2 separate regions of the Homo sapiens genome follow, and region 2 is linked to region 1. A link is an interaction called in ENCODE POLR2A ChIA-PET data of the cell type or tissue named here. Cell type or tissue: HCT116. All regions are shown on one strand. Links, peaks and the distances in the headings refer to the core of each region. The heading gives the core; the rest is flanking DNA. Region 1 overlaps LOC105377141 (a long non-coding RNA gene). Region 2 overlaps LRIG1 (leucine rich repeats and immunoglobulin like domains 1).

The links. ChIA-PET counts read pairs that join two places held together with the same protein. Peaks named below come from ENCODE experiments on the same cell type or tissue, not always from the same donor. Only the 100,000 strongest peaks of a DNase experiment are listed, where the experiment ranks them.
Region 2: POLR2A ChIA-PET joins it to region 1 with 7 read pairs; 4 of 35 experiments call an interaction of 5 or more read pairs at or near these places.

The regions. Positions count from the first base shown.
Region 1 is chr3:66,592,615-66,595,530 of GRCh38, reverse strand. The region is part of intron 1 of LOC105377141 (a long non-coding RNA gene); the gene reads right to left. Among named protein-coding and RNA genes, the nearest start is that of LRIG1, 93 kb to the right of the region's middle. In HCT116, for the core only: no CTCF peak of the experiment used is centred there; a DNase peak (open chromatin) is centred at 1,390.
Region 2 is chr3:66,445,814-66,448,729 of GRCh38, reverse strand. All of the region lies in intron 3 of LRIG1 (leucine rich repeats and immunoglobulin like domains 1), which reads left to right. Among named protein-coding and RNA genes, the nearest start is that of LRIG1, 54 kb to the left of the region's middle. In HCT116, for the core only: no CTCF peak of the experiment used is centred there; no DNase peak of the experiment used is centred there.

The DNA.
Region 1 (2,916 bases), core at 273-2,772:
AGTGGCACAGTCTCAGCTCACTGAAACCTCCACCTTCTGGGTTCAAGTGATTCTCCTGCCTCATCCTCCTGAGTAGCTGAGATTACAGGCACATGCCACCACACCCAGCTAATTTTTGTATTTTTAATAGAAATGGGTTTTCACCATGTTGGCCAGACTGGTCTTGAACTCCTGACCTTGTGATCCACCCGCCTTGGCCTCCCAAAGTGCTGGGATTACAGGCGTGAGCCACCGTGCGTGGCCTGCAACTTTTTTCACCTAACAATAAAACTGGAAAAAAGTCTATATGAGGATATAAAAAGCTTCCTCATTCTTTTTTTTTGTTTCCCAAAACTTTATTAAAATATTCAAAATTGGCTAGGCACAGTAGCTCATGCCTGCAATCCCAGCACTTTGGGAGGCTGAGGCGGGCAGATCACTTGAGATCAGGAGTTTGAGACCAGCCTGGCCAACATGGCAAAACTCCATCTCTACTAAAAATAACAAAAATCAGCTGGCATGGTGGCATGCACCGGAAATCCCAGCTATTTGGGAGTCTGAGGCAGGAGAATCGCTTGAACCCAGGACACAGAGATTGCAGTGAGCCAAGCCTGTGCCACTGCACTCCAGCCTGGGCAACAGAGCGAGACTTCATCTCAGGAAAAAAAAAAAAAAAAAAAAAAAAAAAAACCAACCCAAAAAACAAACACACACACACACAAATTCAAAATAGAGTGAAATTTAAGTAGTTTTACCAGGAATGCCTGTGAATACCCACCAGTTAGGTTTTACCATTAACACTTTACTGTGCTTGCTTTATCAAATATTCACCCATCAGTCATCTTTCTATCCATCCAGCAATCCATATTATTTGGGATGCATTTCAAAGTAAATAGAAAACATAAATAGACTTTTATCCAAATACTCGAGCAAGCATATTCTTAGTCAGAATTTCATTACTGGTTTATAACTTTTTACTTAAAAAAAATACCTATAATAAAATGCACAAATTTTAAGTAAATATTCTCTAAGCTTTGATAAACATATAAATCTTAGGTGCAAAATTCACTGAGTTTGGATAATAAATACTTTTGTGTAACCCAAACCCCTATCAAGATACAAGGTATCAACATCACCCCCAGAAACGTCCTTCATGCCCTTTACCCATCAGTCCCCACCTTTGTACCCTCAGAGGCAGCTCTTGTTCTTTTTCTACCATAAAATAGCTTTGCCCACTCTAGAATGTCCTGTAAATGAAATCATACAGTAAGTTCTCTCTTGCTTTTGAGGTCCATCCACCTCATTGCATGCATTTGTAGTTATTCCCTTTTATTGGTGAGTCATAGAATTCCATAGTGTCCACAGTTTGTTTACCTTCCTCATTCTTTCTAAAAGCTACATGACATTGATGATGAAACTTTGGGCTGTTTCTACCTTCTATGATGACAAAGAGAGTAACCTCCTACATGGATTACACGTATATAGGCTGAATTACTAGAAGTGGAATCACTGAGTCAGTCCTTATTTTTTGATTCTCAAATTTGAGAGCAAAACTGGTGCATGAGGCCAGGCATAGTGGCTCACACCTGTAATCCTAGCACTTTGGGAGACCGGGACGGGAGGATCACTTGAGCTCAGGAGTTCAAGACCAGCCTGTACAACATAGTGAGACCTCGTCTCTATTTTTTAAATAAATAAATAAAAATTTAAAAATAAAAAATAAAAATCTGGTGCATGACAAATTCAAAATTAAGGCACATCAGTTGTGTTTAAATGGCAGAGGACTTGCAAGGCATCTTATGAAAATGAGAACGGTGAATTACAATATCAGTCATTTCCCAGTTTGCAAGGAAGGGCACTGAAGTCAAATGTTTGCCTCTCAACCTGAATGCCCATGTTCTATTACACAGCTGAAAGCTGAGAGACTGGTCACAGACAACAAATTTCTATGAATATTGGTAGGTTTTAAACTCCTCTGGAGTGGATATCATTTTGTCCACATTCCTCTAGTTTCCCACTAAACCTTTTGTTTCTGGCAGACTTTATCCCTGAAACTTTACTGCAGACTGGCTGCTGGTCTTGCTCTCAGTCATAATCCTTTGTTCAAGAACTCACATCCCAGAAAGGCTCTGGGTTTCATTAGATAAGCTTTCCCTCCACCCTTTTTTCACACCCATTATCCCAGGCCCAGAAAGGTCGTGATATTTTCCTTACTTTTCCCCCTTTCCCTTTTATTTCCCACTGATAAATGGCAAAAGCAGCTGTAGGGTTTGCTTTGAAGGGTCTGATGGATGAGCATGATGAATCGGTGATGGATTAGAGCAGATGAATCACAGAAGAGAACACAAAAAGGGAACCAGGGAGAGCGGGAAGCCGGCTCCCAGCTTTACGTTTTTCAAACTCGCCTTAAAAGCCAGCATTTCTTTTAATCTGTTTCCAGTTTCTGCGGTGAGTCTGCATATGTTTAAAAGAAGGAGAGGCCGGGTGCAGTGGCTCACAACTGTAATCCCAGCACTTTGGGAGGCCAAAGCGGGCGGATCAGTTGAGCTCAGGAGTTTGAGATTTGCCTGGTCAATGTGGTGAAATCCCGTCTCTACTAAAAATACAAAAAAAAAAATAGCCAGCCGTGATAGCGCATGCCTGTAGTCCCAGCTACTTGGGAGGCTGAGGCAGAAGAATCACTTGAACCCGGGAGGCGGAGGTTGCTGTGAGCAGAGATCGCGCCACTGCACTCCAGCCTAGGTGACACAGTAAGGCTCCCTCTCAAAAAAAAAAAAAAAAAAAAGAAGGAGAGCGAGAGAAGTCTTGTGGATATAAACAGGGAATTCCATTCTCCAGTCTGACTCTGAGGATGCATTGTCATTCAGGGCGTTGAAACAGCTAGGAAACCACTTCAAGTCCCCTCAGAAACAACTGGGCAGCTCCAGGAAGAAGAAC
Region 2 (2,916 bases), core at 240-2,739, 150 kb after region 1:
GTCTGCTGAGGCCATGTGAGTGACAGGAGCCCAGACAACTTTCTTGGGACAAGTTTATAGGTAGATGCATCACAGAAAAGTCAGGGCTAGGTGTGGGTCCTGCTGTCTCTAATGTAGTTGTGACCTGGGATACATACGTTACTTTTTTTCTCAGATGAGGAAGTTGAAGCAGATGGTAGAAGTACCCTCGAAGCTTGTGTATTCTCTTTGTGACCCGAAAGTTGAGAGTAGGGGCAATAATGTCACAAAAGACATAGTTACCCTCTGACCAATAACCACTGTTGTTGCTTTCTGTCTTTTCACAGAAGTAGTGGGTTTGTTAATTTTCAGCTTGGACACCTATAATTATGGACTTTTGCCTCTGGAAGTTGGCCCTTTCTCTCTGTGTTTCATTTTGCTTATGCAGAATTGAGCCGACTTCCAGACACCAGAGCCCTCCCAAGCTGGGTGGCACCATTGGGAGAGCCTCATGGGAAGAGGCATTGCTCTGCACCTGGCTTTTTCTGTCAGGTCTTCAAAAGAGACTTCCATAGTTTTGGGAACTGGAGTCATAGAGCAAAATTTCAGTTGGTTAATACTTTCTGATTAAAGGAATCTAATTCAGTTAACATATTTGTCAAAGAACAGATTTATTTGCATTGTGTTCTGAGGATAATGCCGGAGCCATTTGTCCTTAATAAACAGAAAGCATAGAACTCAAGGAAAGCTCTTAATAAGAATGGGTTCCGGTGAGGGAGCTAATTTCATAAAATAGTGCCGAGAAAAAGAAACAGACTTTTGTTAAATGGGGGCAGAAGCTGCCAGTGGATTTTCACGTTTGAGATTTCTTTCTTTTTTAATTTAAAATCCAGGACACTCAAGTTACGATTCCCACAGCAACAGTAATTTTGTCTGATGCATCAATGACATTTCTGTTGAGGAAAAATCTCTGTTTTTCCGGTGGTGTTGCTGCACTTGTACTGTCGAGAAGATTGGTGACAGTGGAAATCGTTGAATTTTTCAGTCCTGGGAGTAAAAATGTATGTGGTATAGTTGGTCTTAGCTTTTGTCTCCTGTGCATGGACTGTAGCATATTACCCATAGGGTTGGCCTTGTCTACCTAACAACTTCTCCAGCTGGTTTGTTCTAGACTTCATCCCTTTATGGTGCCTTGTCATTTGCTCTCCCACAGCCTGTGTCCTCAACCAGGAGGAAGACCTAGGCAAAACTTAGGGGCACACAATTAATTGTGACTTTGTAATATTGCTATTAAAATTCCTTAGGTTTAGGTTGCATTTGAAAACACATTGAAATGCCTTTTACTTCTAATCTTGAAAAAATGTTTTTGAAAACTATTTTTTTTAATGAGATAAGATAAATGTACCCAGGGACATGGGGAGGCAGTGTGGGGCTGGTCAATGGGTACAAAAAAATAGAATGAAGACCTGCTATTTGATAGCATAACAGGGTGACTATAGCCAATAATAACTTAATTGTACATTTAAAAATAATTAAGAGTGTAATTGGATTGTTTGTAATACAAAGGATAAATGCTTGAGGGCATGGATGCCCCATTCTCCATGATGTGATTTTTATACACTGCATGCCTGTTTCAAAACAGCTCTTGTACACCATAAATATATACACCTACTATGTACTCACAAAAAAATCAGAAAATTTAAAAAAATGAACTTACCATTAACTCACCATTTAAAAGCCACTTGTAGTACGTTCTCAGTGTTGTGCAACCATCACCACTACAGAATGCTAAAACATTTTCATCACCCCCCAACCCACCCCGCCCCCCAAAAAACCCCATACTCCTTCAACAGTCACTTCTCATATCCCTCACCCTAGCCCCTGGTAACCACTTATTTGAAAACTAATTTTTTTTTTTTTGAGGAAAGCATTTTTCTCTCATGTTAACAAATGAACCTGGAAGACTTCATTTATAAATAACTTAATAAAATATCTGAGGTGGCTTTAACTATATTTTGCTGTGACCTCTTAGCTGAAGAGAAGTGATTAAATGAAAGGGATAGGAAGGCCGGGCATGGTGGCTCACACCTGTAATCCCAGCAGTTTGGGAGGCTGAGGCAGGTGGATCACCTGAGGTCAGGAGTTCGAGACCAGCCTGGCCAAAATGGCGAAACTCCATCTCTACTAAAAATACAAAAATCAGCCAGGAGTGGTGGGAGGTGCAGGTAATCCCAGCTACTCAGGAGGCTGCAGCAGGAGAATCACATGAACCTGGGAGGCGGAGGTTGCAGTGAGCTAAGATCGCACCATTGCACTCTAGCCTGGGAGAGAAGAACAAACTCTTTCTCAAAAAAAAAAAAAAAAAAAAGGCGGGTGGGCGGGAGAGGATAGGATACTTAACAGCCCTCTGTTGTAATTTCTGGAGAATAAAACTTGGAAGGAAAGAAACGCGGTGTCCTACCTGTGACCAAGCGGGGAGGTGGTCACCTTCCCCCTTCCCCGGGGGTGAGTGAAGAGTGGACGAAGCCCTGGGTGGGGTTGGAGGGATCTGAGGCAGCAAAGGCCTGAGCCCTCTTCTTGGCTGGATCTGTTGGTGAAGTAAAGTCAATAGGAATACTTAACTCTCTGAGTACCTAGCAAACCCTCTGGAAAAAAAGAGGGGCGAAATCAATCTTCTTTACAGGCTCGTTAATGCAAAGATCAGTTCGCATTAAAGTGTAATTAAAGAGTGAGCCTTAGAGAGAGGCAGCTGTGATCTGCTGCAGCTCAGGGCTGGGGGGAATAATGAGAGTCCCTTAGAAGGCCCAAGCTGGAAGTGACCTGGAGTGCAACGTCGGAAAATTAGGCTCGGCCTCATGATCTGAGCTAAGGTTGTTAATAATCAGGCTTGAAGCACAGGTGAGATTATACTGAGGAACAGGCAGCGGCTGGCATTCCCACTGCATGTGTGTGTGGGGA